Linked DNA regions of Homo sapiens: region 1 is linked to region 2. Evidence: read pairs that join two places in POLR2A ChIA-PET (ENCODE). Cell type or tissue: PC-9. All regions are shown on one strand. Each heading gives the region's core, and the rest is flanking DNA. Links, peaks and the distances in the headings are about the cores only. Region 1 overlaps LOC105374721 (a long non-coding RNA gene). Region 2 overlaps RAI14 (retinoic acid induced 14).

The links. Peaks named below come from ENCODE experiments on the same cell type or tissue, not always from the same donor. Only the 100,000 strongest peaks of a DNase experiment are listed, where the experiment ranks them.
Region 1: POLR2A ChIA-PET joins it to region 2 with 9 read pairs; 1 of 35 experiments calls an interaction of 5 or more read pairs at or near these places.

Annotation. Positions count from the first base shown.
Region 1 is chr5:34,589,807-34,598,764 of GRCh38, reverse strand. LOC105374721 (a long non-coding RNA gene) reads right to left here. Exons shown (of 3, transcript XR_925916.3): 3 at 7,544-8,599. Among named protein-coding and RNA genes, the nearest start is that of RAI14-DT, 62 kb to the left of the region's middle. In PC-9, for the core only: no CTCF peak of the experiment used is centred there; no DNase peak of the experiment used is centred there; H3K27ac peaks cover 510 bases.
Region 2 is chr5:34,766,999-34,775,956 of GRCh38, reverse strand. All of the region lies in intron 3 of RAI14 (retinoic acid induced 14), which reads right to left. Among named protein-coding and RNA genes, the nearest start is that of TTC23L, 68 kb to the left of the region's middle. RefSeq lists an enhancer at 4,650-4,749. In PC-9, for the core only: no CTCF peak of the experiment used is centred there; a DNase peak (open chromatin) is centred at 4,726; H3K27ac peaks cover 677 bases.

The sequences.
Region 1 (8,958 bases), core at 1,495-6,494, 180 kb after region 2:
TGTTGAATGACCTAGATAAATTTCTACGGGGTGCACACATTATTAGGCTACCAACAGGATGCGTTGGAAGTGGTTCTGTCTTCCCTGCTGCTGGCAGAGTCATTATTTCCTTAAAGGTTCAAATTTGTTTGTTCTGTTTTTACTCCATCCTCCGTCAAGGTCAGAGCACACCTACTGGGTGTCAATTACTACCCTGAGGAGGTAATCATTTTGGCTGCTTCTGTGCATTTTAATTATGTAGACTTGGGATCCTGGAATAGTGGTGCATCATCCCCTAAGTCATTCCAAGTTTGTTATGGTGTTCCCAGATTTTAAAATCCTCTAATTGGAGGATTTAACTGCCTGTTCTTCTAATTGAGTTTATATGATTCACTGTCCAAATCTGAGTCACAGTGCTGTGATGAAATAAGAAACTTTTTTCTTTTCTTTTTTTTTCTCAAGACTCAGATACCACAGATCTGACTGAAAGGTTCACAGCGAGGTCAATTCCAATCCTGTCACATGTGGATCAGCTCAGCCTGGAACTGCAAAGCAGGACATTTTAGGTTCAAAGAAGTATTGGCACAGTTCCTAACACATACCAGCTTCTTGGCAGATATTTATTCATTAATTAATACAGTCTTAACACAGATGCCATCTTTTAAGAGTCTCATTTTCTTTCAGATAGATGGTGATGAATCCATGTTTGATGCAAAAATAAATAGTCAATTACAGAGTAACATCACTGAATTGAAAAATAAAGCGAACCCTTCTTCCCAGACTAGCTACATCATTGTGGAGTCCAATACAAAATTAAAATGCAAAACCCCTTTCCTCAAAAATTATTAGGAATTTAGAGACAGTGCCTGCAAAGCCTTAAACCAAGTAGGGGACCCCTGCTAAGCATGGTTGGATTTGGATACCCTGCAGCTGGCCAAGCACCCCCCTGCCCTGCTCATTTGATTAACATATATGAATGCCTGCTGTTAAATGGACATTGTGTCTACCATTGTCATATACATCATCTGTCATTCTCACAGCAACCATATGTGTCTCAGTGAAATTTTTTAACTTGCTCAAAACGATGCACAAAAGACTGCATATAATGCCTGTTTTTGCCAAGCCCAAATGTAGGGCTTTTTCTACTAGACAGAAGGTATGTCAATTCTGAACAATGTATTTTCACATAAGCTGACATATGCTGTCTTGTACATTTTTTCCTCATTGACTTATGTAGATAATGCTTAACATGAGTTGAGAAGTTACAATGTGTCAGGCAATGTTCTAATTGCTGTGCATGTATTCATTCCCTTAGTGTCTGGCAGTGTATTTATGCTGCTTTGGTTCGGATTTGGAAGAAGGCAGACAGCACAACAAAGAATTAACTGGAGGGATTTTAATAAGGGACTGCTTTCAGAAGTGTACACAGTAGTAAGGGAATCTTCAAGGAATACGAATGCATCTGGAACCAGCAAGAACAGGAAACTGTTAGCATCCCAGGCCCAAAAGAGCAAAGGGAGAGGGCGGAGTCACCAGAACCTGATGATATCTTTAGCCATGGCAGAGAGGCTACTTTTTCGGTGCTGTGGCCATGGGTAAAGGAAGACAGACACTGCCAAAATCCTGTAAGGAGGAAGGGAGTGGAAGATGAATGTTCTCACCCCCTTTCCTACTGCCCTTGGATCTCTTGCCCAGGGTCTGTGTGTTCCATTCCTAGGGATCCCCGGGGCTGAGGACTGAGAGTCAGCCTCCTGGGACACAGAGCAGGATAGAGAATAGCAAGGGCAAATGGCGAAAAACCAGGATCATTATTGTGCCCATTTTACCAATGATGAACTGGAGACCCAGAGAGGCTCAGTGTCTTGTCCCAAATCACACAGCTAAGAAGTAGCAAAGCCAAGATTCAAACTCAGGAAATCTCAATACAGAAACAGAACACTTAATAATGTGTTCTAAAACATGTCCTCAAATGGAGTAGAAGCATGACATATGATGATAAACCATCTACTACCAAACCTGTGGGATTGGGTTATTGTAATTAGGGAAAGCCAGCCTGAACAAATAAAACTAATTCTTCTTCTTCTTCTTTTTTTTTTGGAGACAGAGTCTCACTCTGTCGCCCAGGCTGGAGTGCAATGGTGTGATCTTGGCTCACTGCAATCTCTGCTTCCTGGGTTCAAGAGATTCTCCTGTTTCAGCCTCCTAAGTAGCTGGGACTACAAGTGTGTGCCACCACGCCCAGCTAATTTTTTGTATTTTTAGTAGAGACAGGGTTTCACCATGTTGGCCAGGCTGGTCTCAAACTCCTGACCTCTAGTGATCTGCGTGCATCAGCCTCCTAAAGTGCTGAGATTACTGGCATGAGCCACCGCACCTGGCCAAAACTAAATTTTAATAACTATAAGTATGTGCAGATGGATTACCTTCAAGGTGAAAAATAATTAGGACTAGGATTGGAAAGCATTGCCTGGGAGACTGTTTCAGGGGAGATAGTTTTAGAAAGGACAGGAGTAGTTTGCAGTTAATTACATTCTTTTAGAAGCAAATGAATACTTCTGAAACAGAGCTAAGAGTACTCAAAAAGTTTGCTTTCTTAAATGGAGTACATATTCCTCTTAAATTTATATATGTATTTTTTGAGATGGAGTCTCTCTCTGTCGCCAGGCTAGAGTGCAGTGGCGCGATCTCTGCTCACTGCAACCTCTACCTCCTGGGTTCAAGTGATTCTCCTGCCTCAGCCTCCTGAGTAGCTGGGATTACAGGTGTGCACCACTACACCCAGCTAATTTTTGTATTTTTAGTAGAGACGGGGTTTCACTATATTGGTCAGGCTGGTCTCGAACTCCTGACTTCGTGTCTGCCCGCCTTGGCCTCCCAAAGTGTTGGGATTACAGGCGTGAGCCACCGCACCCAGCCTCAAATTGATATTCTTTATGATTTATTTAAATCCTGCATTAATTCATTGACTGTGCATTGTGATCCTATCGTGCCCAGCGTTGTTCTAGGTGCTGGCAATAAAACCTTGAACACACCAGATAACATCTCCACTCTCAAGACACTTAAACTCTAGTGGCAGGAGACAAACAATAGACAAACGATGAATACATATATAATAGTACCATGAAGAAAAAATAAAAGTAAGAGTATAGAGAGGGACAGGGAAGAGACACACCCTAGTTAATACAGAATTACCAAGAAATGTCTCTCTAACAAGGAGACATTTGAGCAGAGAACTGAGGGAAACTTCTATCTCATTGATGGTGCAAAGAATAGAATTTTAGATCTGGAAGGAACCGCAGAGCCAACATTCTATAATGAAGAAACGGAGGCCCCAGGGAACTTAAGTCCCTTATTCAGAGCCATATGGTGCATAAATATAAAAAAAGCTTGAGCTAAAAATAATCTATTAGGACTCTCACTCCATCAATTAGCAAATTTTTTGGGCCCCGGTTATTTGCCAGGCACCCAGTCTCATGCATTTTGCACTAGATTCTATTGTTTACTAATTTGGAATCGATTTAGAATTACTGAGTTTTTACTGTGACTTTAAGTTTCGGCTACCTTGAGGTATAGGTTCCCTTTGTGTGCTATGTGTCGAGATGCTTTGGAAGCTAAACAAAATCCTGGCAGTTGTGGCTGGCAAAATATTACAAACCACCCCGACCCTTCTTTTAATTGATTAATTTTACTTTTTTGTAACTTGAAAATGAGACCCTGGTGGTTCACATGGACTGGTTAAAAATCACACACTCTCTCTCCAATCTTTGATCTACATTTATAAAAAACACATAACAGCAGAGTTATTGTCTTAGTTTGGGAGACCGGGCATAGGGAGAAGAATTCAGGCAGGAAGGGAGCCAGGACCTTCAAGGTCAAATCAGAGGGCAAAGTTGGAGATTCAAGGGAGAATTGTCATTAGAAGGTGGCAAAAGGTGTTACTAGGCATTATGCCAAGCACAGATGGACTAAAGAGGTAGAAACAGAGTCAGTGACTAGAGTGAGGAGATAGAAATCTGGACAGAGACTGGGGGAGTTGGCTGAAGATGAGAAGGGAAAAAGAGGTTAGCAAGACTAGGGGTCAGGGACCAGAGTGTAAGTAAGAAGCCAGTGCCTGTGACGGTTCATTTTATGTGTGAACTTGACTGGGCTAAGGGAGGCCCAGATGGCTGGTAAGACATTTCTAGATGTGTCTGTGAGGGTGCTGCCAGAATAGATTAGTATATGAATCAATAGACTGAGTAGAGGAGATTGCCCTCATCAATGTGGCGGTCATCATCTAATCCACTGAGGGCCTGTCTTAGTTCATTTTGCATATAAGAACATACTGGAGACTGAGTAATTAAAAAAGGAAAGAAATTTATTTATTACAGTTATGCAGGCTGAGAAGCCCAAGGTTGAGGGGCCACATCTGATGAGGGCCTTCCTGATGGAGGAAACTCTTTACAGAGTCCTGAGTAAGTACAGGGCATCCCATGGTGTGGGGGCTGAGTGTGCTAGCTCAGGTCTCTCTTTCTCCTCTTATAAAGCCACCAGTTCCCCTCCCATGATAATCCATTAATCTATTTATGAATCCATGAGCCTTCATGACCTAATCTCCTCTTATAGCCCCCGCCTCTCAATACTGGTGCATTGCGGATTACATTTCGACATGAGTTTTGGAGGGGACAAATATTCAAACCATAGCAGGGCCAAATGAAACAAAAAGTTAGAGGAAAGGCCAATTTTTCTCTTTCTTCTGGAACTGAGACATCCATCTTCTCCTGTTCGTGGACATTTGTGCTCCTGGTTCTCAGACCTTTGGACACCCCTCCTTGGTTCTCAGGGCTTTGGCCTTGAACTGTACTATACCCCACCAACTTTCCTGGTTCTCCAGCTCACAGACAGCTGACTTTTCAGCCCTCCATAACTGCATGAGCCAATTCCCATAATAAATCTCCTCTTATGTATCTATATATATCCTATTAGTTGTGTTTCTCTGGAGAACCCTGGTTAATACATGGCCACAGATAATTCCTACAGATGCATTGCTTTGAAGGCTGTGTTCAAAGGCCCAGGTTCCATCTCTTACAGAGCTGACAATTTTCATATAAACTTATATTAAATAGTATTTAACTTTAAAATTCCTTCACACATGTATACCATCTTATTTATCAGTAAGGTAACGAATGCCAGTATTTTATCCAGTTAATGGATGGGAGAATTAAGGTCTAGAGATGTTGAGAAATGGACCCAATGTCTGATGATGAATTGATGGCAGAGCAGGGGCTTCCGTCTTCTAACCTCCATCTCGCATACCAGATTTTTTTTTTTCCTTTTGAGACAAAGTCTCACTCTGTTGCCTAAACTGGAGTGCAGTGGTGCAATCATGGCTCACCACCTCGAACTCTTGGGCTCAAGTAATCCTCTGACCTCAGTTAACCTGGGACTTAGGACTACAGGTGCGTGCCATTGCACCCAATTAATTTTTAAAACTTTTTATAGAGACAAGGTTTTGCTATGTTGCAAGGCTGTTCTCAAACTGCTAGATGCAAGTGATCTTCCTGCTTAGGTCTCCCAAAATGCTGGGATTACAGGCATGAGCCACCATGCCCAGCCTCTTATACAGCTTTGACCTAGTCCACATGGCCTTGTGGTAGGAAGATGGGAAGGAATGAACATCACTGGCAGTACTAAGAGCTTTCCACCAACGTTGTAAGACTTGCCCCACAGTGAAGATTTATATGTCTTGAGAAACTATAATTTGCTTATGTAATTTTCCCCTCTTCTTTTCTGGGAGCCCAGTCACCTAATTTGCAAAGGAAGACAACCCCATGGCTTTGTTCCTTAACCTGGAGGCTTCAGCCTAATTGAACCTAAAAACAAAGGTTGTCTTACTCTGGGCTCCATGATATGAAGTTCCACATTAGTTTTTAAGGTCTGAATGTATATCCTATAGGAGAGTATTTATCAACATCAGCAGCTATAACAGTTCTCATTTACTGACCGCTTGTTACAGCACATGCCATGAAGCCTCATGAAGACTTAGCTAAGATGCCAGCTGGGAATGATACACCACAGGGTTCGGACACTGGTCTTTAAGATGCAGTATATGCATCACATCATTATATGGTGCTTATGTCTCTAGTAGGTAGAATATGCGGGGGTAGGAAATAAAAGTAGAAAGTGACCCTCTCATTTTCATTCCTAGTGACTGGCTTGGGGAATTTGTACTTCCTGTTTCTTTAACTTTGCTTTCTGCTAAACTAAAGATCCTGGTTCCCAAAGTGAATTGGCAGTGGGGAAGGGGGAAGGAGGTGGAGGGAATCTTATATCAGGGAATAGAGTCAAGATTTCACTGAATCTAATATTACACCTGTCAATTGGTCATCTTAAACTCCTTTGGCTAGAAGTCCAGCAAGCCAAAGAAAAAAAATTCTATCCTGGCAGGGATCATTGATGTTGGATGTCACAGGAGGCAGGCTTGCTTCTACACAGTGGGAGCGAGAGGAAGTATCTCTGGAACTCAGGGGACAGCCGGGTCCCCTCTTGGTGCTTCTGTATGGTGAACGGACAACTACAGCAACCATAGGCTGATGAAGACATGGAAATGAGGGGTGAAGGTCTAGGTTACCTCACTGGGCACACAACCTAGACCAGCGAAGGCCAGGATGGGGGTCGGGGGAACCTAGAGTGGGAGAAAGAAGAGTCAGATGATGAAGAGTAGAGTTAGAGCCTTTGGACTAACTGCAGCAGAAGGGGCTGTAGCTTGTCTCACGAATATGCCTGTGATAAATCTTTTTCTTCCTTGGAAACTATGACCAGATGCTTTGAGAAATCATTGATTGGACAGTTTCATGAGTGGATCTGAGTGTGACGGGTTGGGCTGCAGCAGATGCTGTTGGTCCTCTCTCATATTCTCTTGTCTCCCACTGGTCCTGTGCCAGCACAACTCTCACCAGCGGGCTGCTCTGGCCACAGGAGCAGGCTCGACTTGCCCAGGGACAGGCTAGAAATTCCAGGAAGCTCACAACCTCGGGAGTAGCCCTCAACCAATGCAGGATGGGAGCTGGTAGATGAATTCCCAGCTTTCTCACTCCTGGGGTAGCGCACCACTGAAGCATGAGCTCTGTAGTTTCCCAGTGGATGCCTGCGGGAATGGTCCCCAGATACCCGGCAGTGCCCACTCCTTCATGCCCACCATCTTGTTTGTCTTTACTTTCCTGCATCACTTCCCCACTTCCTTACTGGCACTTCCTGCTGTTACCTCTCAAATAAGCTGCTTGCACCCAAATCCTCATCAAATTTTGAGCAAACCCAAACTCAGAGAGTGACCAAGCCAGAAATGAGTCCAAATAATTTCGCTCCAGATTCTATGCCTTGAACTACTATGTTTGCATTAAAGAATGATCCCATAGATATAAAGAGTGCTGACAAGGAGGAAAATGATCCAAATAGCTTTTAAAAGCAGACACAAAAACTATTCCACCATTATAAGCTCTTATAGCCAAGAGTTAGTTTTTTATACAACAGTCCTTTATTTGAAATCAATCTTTGCTAGAGACTTAATGGACACTCATCGGGATGATTCTTTTCCAATAACTGTTTTATTGATTTTTCAGTGGCAGTTTTCTCAAATAACATTTGATAAAGATGGGATTGCATGATACTCAAAGAGGAACCCCTCGCCTTTCAAGAAACAACAGGCACGTGAAGTAAAATTGTGTATATTAATTAGGTGTTTCTAACAACCAAATAAAACGTTGCCCTAGACGCAGAGCAAAATTCTGGTTCCTCCACATTCACAGCTTTGTTAGCATCTTTGGGAATTATCCTCATCCTCAGAGGGAGGAAAAGAGATTAGGAAGAAGCAGGAAAATTGGGCACAGTGGTTCACGTCTGTAATCCCAGCAATTTGGGAGGCAGACACGAGAGAATCGCTTGAGCCCAGGAGTTCGAGATCAGCCTGGGCAACATGGAGAGATCCCATTTCTACAAAAATAAAAAAATTAGCCAGGTATGGTAGTGCACATGTGTAGCCCTAGCTACTCAGGAGGCTGAGGCAGGAGGATTGCTTAAGCCTGGGAGGTCTAGGCTGCAGTGAGTTATGATCATGCCACTACACTCCAGCCTGCACTCCACTTGCACTCCAGCAAAACTCTGTCACAAAAAAAAAAAAAAAGCAAGAAATGATCGCATGTCTTACCTTTCTGCACTAGGTTTGTGGAGCCTACCATTCTTCCTCTGTCCTCGGTCCACCCCTTTCTAACGCCTTGTACTCCGGTTAGGAGTCTGAACTGGGGTGAGCAAAAACCACCCTGAATAGACACTGGCCTGAGAAGGGGTTTGCAGTCTCCTTAAGAGAAGGAGGAAATTGACAATAAGCAACTATGACAAAATCTGACTCTGGGGCCTGGAGTAGTGAGCACTGGCCAGACTGATTTGTGGAGGTAGCCTGGTTGGGTGTGAAAGCACAAAGCTACAGTCATGGGTATTTCTCCAGGTCACATCTTTGTTATTTCCATGAACTGCATTGGCAGTAAAATGTAGAGCCCAACTCTGGAACCAGGTTGTCTGGGTGCCTGGACTGAGTCCCAGCTCCACCACTTACTTGGTGGTTTTACTGAACTTTTCCGCGTTTCATCTGTAAAAGAGGGACAATAATTATATTAGTCAGGGTCTCAGCAAGAAACAGATGTGTTCTCAAATTGAGAAGGGTTTAATAAAGAGACTACTCACCAAAGTGGGCAGGATTAGGGGAAACCAGCATGGGGCAGTGAAGCACCCCAGAGCTAGCAACATCAGGAAGCCAATTCTGCCCTTAGGCCCACAGGTTTTATGAGAATGAAGAGTAACTATGGATTTGCCTGTAGAAAGGGCTGTGTACTCATAGCTGTGGCTCTCAGTGGAGGAACATTGACCCTGCCATCTTTCAGACCCAATGTTTTATTCCCATTCCTGGATATTTGTGCCTCCTGTTAGTAGCCCCCAGTGGCTGAACCC
Region 2 (8,958 bases), core at 2,661-7,660:
CTTTTCAATATAGCAATTTCCATTCTTTTGGGTATATACCTAGCAGTGGGATTGCTGTATCATATGGTAATTCTATTTTTAGTTTTTTGAGGAACCTCCAAACCGTTCTCCATAATGGTTACACTAATTTACATTCTCCCCAACAGTGTATGAGGGTTCCCTTTTCCCCATATCCTTGCCAACATTTGTTATTGCCTGTCTTTTGGATGTCAGCCATTTTAACTGGGGTGCAACAATAGCTCATAGTAGTTAGCTCATTGTAGTTTTGATCTGGATTTCTCTAATGATCAATGATGTTCAGCATGTTTTCGTACACCTGTTTGCCATTTGTATGTCTTTTGGGAAGTGTCGGTTCAGATCTTTTTGCCCATTCATTCATTCATTTTAAATAGAGATGAGGGCTCCCATGTTGCCCAGGCTGGTCTTGAACTCGTAGGCTAAAGCAATCCTCTCACCTTGACCTCCCAAAGTGCTGGGATTACAGGCATGAGCCACTGCAACTGTACCTTTTGCCCATTTTTAAATCAGATTATTGGATTTTTTTCCCTATAGAATTGTTTGAGCTCCTTATATACTGGTTGTTAATCCCTTGTCAGATGGGTAGCTTGCAAATATTTTCTCCCATTCTGTGGGTTATCTCTTTGCTGATCATTTCTTTTGCTGTGCAGAAGCTTTTTATCTTGATATGATCCCCATTTGTCCATTTTTGTTTTGGTTGTTTGTGCTTGTCAGGTATTACTCAAGAAATCTTTGCCCAACCCAACGCCCTACAGAGTTTCCTCGATGTTTTCTTATAGTAGTTTCATAGTTTGAGGTCTTAGATTTAAATCTTTAATCCATTTTGGTTTTTGTATATGGCAAGAGATAGGGGTCTAGTTTCATTCTTCTATATATGGAGATCCAGTTTTCCCACCACCATTTACTGAAGAGTGTGTCCTTTTCCCAATGTATGTTCTTGGCACCTTTGTCAAAAATGAGTTTACTGTAGATGTATGGATTTGTTTCTGGGTTCTCTGTTCCGCTCTATTGGTCTGTGTATCTGTTTTCATGCCAGTACCATGCTGTTTTAGTTACTATAGCTCTGTAGTATAATTTGAAGTCAGGTAATGGGATTTTTCCAGTTTTGCTCTTTTTGCTCAGGATAGCTTTGCTGTTCTGGGTCTTTTGTGGGTTCATATGAACTTTAGGTTTTTTTTTTTTCTATTTCTGTGAAAAATGTCATTGGTATTTTGATAGGGATTGCATTGAATCTGTAGACTGCTTGGATAGTATGGACATTCTTCCATGTTCATGGTTGGAAGAATCAATATTGTTAAAGAATGTTTCCATTTTTGTGTGTGTCCTCTTCAATTTCTTTAATCAATGTTTTATAGTTTTCATTGTAGAGATCTTTTATTTCTTTGGTTAACTTTATTTCTAGGTATTTTATTTTATTTGTGGCTAGTGTAAATAGAATTACTTGATTCACTTTTTTTCAGATGGTTTGCTGTTGGCATATAGAAATGCTACTGATTTTTTATGTTGATTTTGTATCCTGCAACTTTGCTGAACTTGCTTATCAGTTTTTTTGTTTGTTTGTTTATTTTTGTGCAGAGTCTCACTCTGTCACCAAGGCTAGAGGGCAATGGTGCAATCTCGGCTCACTGCAACCTCTGCCTCTCGGGTTCAAGAGATTCTCCTTCCTCAGCCTCCCAAGTAGCTGGGATGACAGGCACAGTGCCTGCTATGGGAGGTGCCACAATGTCTGGCTATTTTTTTTTTTTTTAAGTAGACACAGGATTTCACCATGTTGGCCAGGCTGGTCTCAAACTCCTGACCTCAAATGATCTGCCCACCTCAGCCTCCCAAACTGCTGGGATTACAGATGTGGGCCACTGCGCCCAGGCTTGTTTATCAGTTCTAATAGTTTTGTGGTGGAGTCTTTGGTTTTTTTCCAATATAAAATCATATCATCTGCAAACAAGAATAACTTGGCTTTTTCCTTTCCAATTTGGATGCTGTTTCTTTCTCTTGTCTGATTGCTTTAGCTAGGACTTCACAATTTCTGTTCCTTTGGATAAACACCCAGTTGTGGAAGTGCTGGATGTACAGTAGTTCTAATTTTTTGAGGAAGCTCCATTTTATTTTTCACAGTAGTTTAACCAATTTACATTCCCACCAACAGTGTATGAGTTTTCTTTTCTCTGCATCCTTCCAGAATCTGTTATTTTTCCTTTGTAATAATAGTCATTCTAACTGGGGTAGGATAACATCTCATTGTGGTTTTGATTTGCATTTCCCTGATGCTTAGTGATGTTGAGTATTTTTTTTCATATAGCTGTGGCCATTTGTATGTCTTTTTTTGAGAAATATCTATTCATGTCCTTAGCCCACTTTTTAATGGGATTATTTATTTTTTGATGGTCAAGTTATTTGAGTTCCTTGTGTATTCCGGATATTAGTTCCTTGATGAATAGTTTGCAAATATTTTTCTCTCATTCGACAGGTTGTCTCTTCACTTTGTTCTTTCCTTTGCTGTGCCAAAACTTTTTAGTTTAATATAATCCGATTTGTCTATTTTTGTTATAGCTGTCTACGCTTTTGAGGTCTTAGCAATGAAATCTTTGCCTAGACCAATGTTTTGAAGTGTTTCCCCTATGTTTTATTCTGGTAGTTTTACAGTTTCAGGTCTTACATTTAAGTCTTGAATCCATTGTGAGTTGATATTTGTATATAGGGAGAGAGGAGGGTCCAATTTCATTCTTCTACATATGGATATCCAATTTTCCCACACTATTTATTGAAGAGGGTCACACCATCGTTTTTTGCCAAGGCACCCATTGTTTCAAAGTTTGTTTGAAAACAAACTTAGCCATAAAAACAATTTTATGGATATGTTCCACAAATAAAGGAATCTGCTGTTTTACATTTCATTACAATAGGAAATGTTTAGATTTGCTTATAAAACTCAGCTGGGGCCCTTCAGCAGCAATGTAGCAAAATGGCACAAATAAGCAGCCTGAAGATTTACACAAAATGACTTTGATCCCTTTGCTGCTTATTGATATTTGGAATGTCCCTACTCTTGTCACTTGGAAAGATTCCAAGGTTTCAGTGCTAATAAGAGTTTTGTAGTGCACTCTCTTTCTCTCGCTCTCATTTTCTTTTTCCTGAAGAGAAAGTCAACTCACTGATGTCCCTAGCAGCCTCAAATAGCAGCCGGGTGGCAGCCTGAATGAATGATGGAGGGACCAACGGAGGCACAATAGGGAGCATGCCAGGAGGCTGGAGGGTGATTCAGGAGGCCCAGGTGACAAGGCTGGTCAGCTGCCTTGTTGCTACAGTGCTTAACTTCAGTTCCCTCATTTCTAAACCAATCTGAGGCAGTTGAATAACAACAACATCAATAATAATAGCAGGTACTCTATGGAAACATTACACTCTAGGAACATCTTAAGTTTTAACTCATTTCATCCTCACAACAAGCCTGTGAGGGGTTGGAGTAAACTTTATTACTCCCATTTAACAGACGAGGAAAACTGAGGCAGAGAAGTTTGCTGTTAGGTTAGTGCAAAGGTAACTGTGGTTTCTGCCATTAAAAGTATGGCAAAAACCACAATCACTTTTGCACTAACTTAATAACTTGCCCAAAGTCCCAGAAATTACAAGTAATTTCTGGATTCTAACCCAGGCATTCTGCAATTAGAGCTGGTTCTTTATCATTTTACTGAGAAACGGCACCATTTGTTAAATCACTATGCACACAACTGGGGGCAGTGGCTCATGCCTGTAATCCCAGCACTTTGGGAGGCTGAGGCAAGTGGATCACCTGAGCTCAGGAGTTCAAGACAAGCCTGGGCAACATGGTGAAACCCCATCTCTACAAAAAGTACAAAAATAAATTAGCCAGGTGAGGTGCCACGTACCTATAGTCCCACCTACTTGAGAGGGTGAGGAGGGAGGATCACTTAAGCCTAGGAGGTTGAGAGGTTGAGGCTGCAGTGAGCTATGATCGTGCCACTGCACTCCAACGTGGGCAACAGAGCAAGACCCTGTCCCAAAAAAACAAAAAACAAAAAACAGTGACACCCTATGTAATATAACCTACTGGTTGTGCTAGTCTTTAAAAATCAAAGTTTAAACTAAAATCTGGAAGTATTTGGCAAAAAAGCAAACAGTGTTCTCAGTGGGACAGATTAGGGTTGCCAGGGCTCTCAAATAGATGGGGATATAACCCAAGCACAGAAGCAAACAGAGCCTGCAAGAGAGGTTTCATTTCCTACCAAACCACTCAACAAGTTGTGCAAACCTTCCCAAAATAAATACCATGGGACAAGGCTGGGATAATTCTCAAGGCTCTTAAGCCAAAGGAGGCTTGAACTGTTGCTATTCAAAAACTCTTAAGTTATAACCCAGAAAGCTCCTTCTATCTTTCAGAATAATAACAAACACAATTATTCTGGTTTCTGATTACCGGCTGAAATAGATATTGGGAGGAAATACAAACTCACTGGCTACTTTTACAAGACTTCAATTTCTCAGGCATATTCATTCACTGAAAATTTCTCTCAAACCAGTCTTTCTTGCCTTCTTCACCACCAGGGCGTCTGTTACCATGATCAGTTCCTTCCATTGCCTCTGCAACCAATATTCACTTCCCCAAATGAAGCAAGCCACCAACGCTCACACAAAGAAATGACCATACACGACCCTACCAGCATTAGCCACACCCCAGAATACCAGAGTGTTAGGACGTTGCAGAAGAATAACTGGTCCAACATCTTCATTTCACAGATGGAAGCACTGATGCTCAGAGAGGTTAGGAAATGTGTCAAAGATCACTGCCCTGCCCCAAGGGTATTTTCTCCCTAATACACCCACGACTCCCTTCTTTCCTTTTAAAAAATCTTCATTTCCAAGAAAGGAGTGACTGTGATCAGGAAGAGACTCAAATACTTCATGGTACATAACAACTTTCCCACAATCCCTTGAGAGCCTCAGCATCTCAGTTCTGCAACAGGAGCCTTGTATCCTGACCACCTCAAACTGCTTATATTTTTATTGTACTCTTTTTATATGATGTCTTTCTGGAGAGAAAAAAACTAATGATATTAAATAATATTTTAAAAAACAGGATTAAAATATTTTTAATATTAGATCATATTTTTAAAATTAGGTAAATTCCTTCCTGTAGCATACAAGGCTCTACACGCAGTGTCCTGGCTCCCTTTTGACCTACCTTCTAGGACTCTCCCTATTCACTGGGCTCTCTGCTGTTTCCTGAGCACATCAAGCGTCCTTCCACCTCAGGGCCTTTGCCTTGCAGTTCCTTCCACCAGGAGAGCCATTCCTGCAGAAAAGTACGCAGCTGAATCCCTCACTCCATTCAGGAATCTGCTGAGAGGGCTTCCTTCTCCAGGTTTATTCGCACAGTCCAATGTCTTCTTTATTTTCTTGAATGTATTTGACATTATAGTAAAGAGGTATCTGTTTATTGTCTGTCTGCCCTATTAGACTGTGTGTACCATGAAGGCAGAGACTTTATTTTCCTAGCACACAGAATTAATTTTTAGGTCATGTAAATCTTTAGTTTTGAATTTGCTTTTTTAGCCTGAACTTTTTGAGTTTTCTCACGTCAAGGCACACCTATATACTGGCATAAACAGATATTTTTCTCAGGTTGTAATTTACATTCTTAGGAGAGAAAGCTGTGTCCTTTATGACATGAGCTCGATTTTGCTTCCCAACAGTGTCGTGCAGTGGTTCTCAAAGTATGGTTTCCGGGCCAGCAGCATCCGCATCACCGGGGAATGGGCTGGACATGCGCAATGTCGGGATCCTGTCCTGACGCCAGGGGAGAAGCCCTGCAAGCTCCCCTACCCGGGAGATGACTCTTATACACATTCGATTTTTAGGACCACTGGCACAGTAGAAAGAAGTATAAACTGGAGCTGAGCGCAGTGGCTCATCCCTGTAATCCTAGCACTTGGGGAGGCCAAGGCAGGTGGATCACTTGAGGTGAGGAGTTTAAGACCAGCCTGGCCAACATGGTGAAACCCACATCTCTACTAAAAAATACAAAAATTAGCTAAGTATTGTGGCACATGCCTGAAATCCCAGCTACTCGTGAGGCTGAGGCATGAGAATTGCTTGAATCCAGGAGGCAGAGGTTACAGTGAGGCTGAGATCACACCACTGCACTCCAGCCTGGGCTACCGAGTGAGTCTGTCTTAAAAAATATATACAAACTAAAAGTCATTAGTCCTTGATTTTGGTCTCAACTCTGCCAACCCCAAGCTATGGGACAATTTAAAGCCACTCAAATTCACTTACTTCAGTGTACTCATCTGATCTACAGAATTACTAAGCCTTTTCTCCTCTAAAAGTCTAGGATTCCATTCCAGCCTACCAAGTGTTCTATGGCACTCATTTGCTGCAATATCTAAATTCTAGGTCACTGAGTTCAAATGAGGCTTAGCGCACACAGAATATTTCAGCAGGCCAATCCTAACAATAGGATTAAAAGGTCTGGATTCCCATTTCAGATTATACTGAGGGTAAGGAAGGCAGCACTATCTTATAACTTTAGTTATAAAAGCCTTGAAAAACTAAATTCTACTCTGTAGAATTAACTCTATTGGCCCAGAGACAAATCTTTTCAGCAGAAAAGTGATGGGCTGCCCGGCTTTCAGTGATTTCAAAAGCAGCTGCAATAGCTGATCACTGCTTCTATTAGGAACTGATGTAGCAGAAAGTTTGAGATGGAAACATTTGTTGCCTTTCCCTGCTCAAAAGGTATAATAAATGACTGGCATGTAAAAAATGAATGCTATAAAAAAAAACAGGATTACTATCCTTTAAGTGCCTGTGATGTGCTAATTAATAGAATCAGCAGTACTACTTCTGAGGAACAGGAGGGAGAGGACACTGAGATGGAAGATCACATACTCAAGGACTGAGGAACCACCCCTCATCCTTTTTTTTTTTTTGAGACTGGGTCTCACTCTGTCATCCAAGCTGGAGTGCAGTGGCACCATCTCGGCTCGCTGCAACCTCCACCTCCCAGGTTCAAGCGATTCATGTGCCTCAGCCTCTCGAGTAGCTGGGATTACAAGCGTGCATCTACACATCCAGCTAATTTTTGTATTTTTAGTACAGACGGCATTTCACCATGTTGGCCAGGCTGGTCTTGAACTTCTGACCTCAAGCGATCTGCCCGTCTCGGCCTCCCAAAGTGCTGGGATTACAGGTGTGAATCACCGCACCCGGGGCCCACGACATTTAACCAGAGCATTTGCTCTTTTTCTTCAGGATTGTTTGGCTTCATAAGGATAGTCTGGAAATGGTACTTGGGCATTATGAAATCTCCATTAGGGCAAATGATTTCTATGTTGTATTCACTGACACACCCCCAGACTCCAGTATGTAGAACAGGCGATTTGTACTAATTTCAGAACTTCTCTGATCCCCACTTCCCTCTTCGTAAATTTACTTCAGGGTGATTGAGAGCATCAGATGGGAAACACCTGATGGAAATTGACGAGATCTCTAAGTTGAATGAATAAACTGTTGGCTGAATGAATGACACGGTTTTTGTTACCTAGGTATTTATCTGATTTCTGTTATCGAATTATCAGGGCGAGAGCCCAATCTTTCCTAATAAGAAAGGAATTGTTTCTTATTAATTATGTTAATACTGAATGCCCCAACACTGGGCTAGGTGCTCATGGAGAACCTCTGCTAGGGCAGTGCAGAAGGGAAATGTAGGGTTGGGACCCCCTCACAGAGTCCCTCACATCCAAGTCACACTGATGCAAGAGGTAGGCTCCCATGGTCTTGTGCAGCTCCGCCCCTGTGGCTTTGCAGTGTACAGCCTCCCACCCAGCTGCTCTCACGGGCTAGTGTTGAGTGTCTACAGCTTTTCCAGGTGAACGGTGCAAACTGTCGGTGAATCTACCATTCTGGGGTCTGGAGGATGGTGGCCCTCTTCTCACAGCTCCATTAGGTGGTGCCCCAGTAGGGACTCTATGAGGGGGTCCCAGCCCTACATTTCCCTTCTGCACTGCCCTAGCAGAGGCTCTCCATGAGAACCTAGCCCGGTGTTGGGACATTCAGTATTAACATAATTAATAAGAAACAATTCCTTTCTTAGTAGGAAAGATTGGGCTCTCGCCTTGATAATTTGATAACAGAAATCAGACAAGTACGTAGGAAACCAAAACCCACCAAATCCTAGGTGATTTCAGAGAGGCAGTGGCAAGACAGCACTCACTCAGGAAATTTTAGAAATGGCTTCAGGAAAGAGATGGTAAATTGGGCCTTGAATGATACGCCAGACTTGGTGGAATGGGGTGGGGGGTGGTGGGGGTGGTGGGGGTGGTGGGGGCGGTGGCGGTGGCAGCGACAGCATCTTGGAAGGCAGGAACTGAGCAGGGAAAGCAGAAGTGCTTCTAAAGAACTGGCACACGCTAATGATCTCATGTACCCCAGCCTCTGAGCAGGCTGGTTGCTGCTCAGCATGAGAATCTCCCGCTCCAGCAGCCCCAGTGTGATAGCGGCTGAGTGCAGGTCGCTCGCTGCTGTGGGTTCTGAGATCCATCTCCACCCTCCCTTACTCTGCTGTCTATCACAGCCAACTACGTTTCCCAGGCTCTCCTGACCTCTGCATTTGGGGCAGGTCCAGCCAGTGGAGGGAACAGAGAGAGGAAAAGCAAAGCCAAAGAGCTTTGACCCTGGGCAACAATTACCCATTTAAGTGTCTAAAATCCTTTGTTCTCAATATACTTAATCCAACTTTGAAAATAGCTCTAAAATGAAAAATGCTGTGATCTTAGCAATTGTATTAGTCTGTTTTTATGCTGCTGATAAAGACATACCCAAAACTGGGAAGAAAAAGAGGTTTAATTGGACTTACAGTTCCACATGGCTGGGGAGGCCTCAGAATCATGGCAGGAGGTGAAAGGCACTTCTTACTTGGTG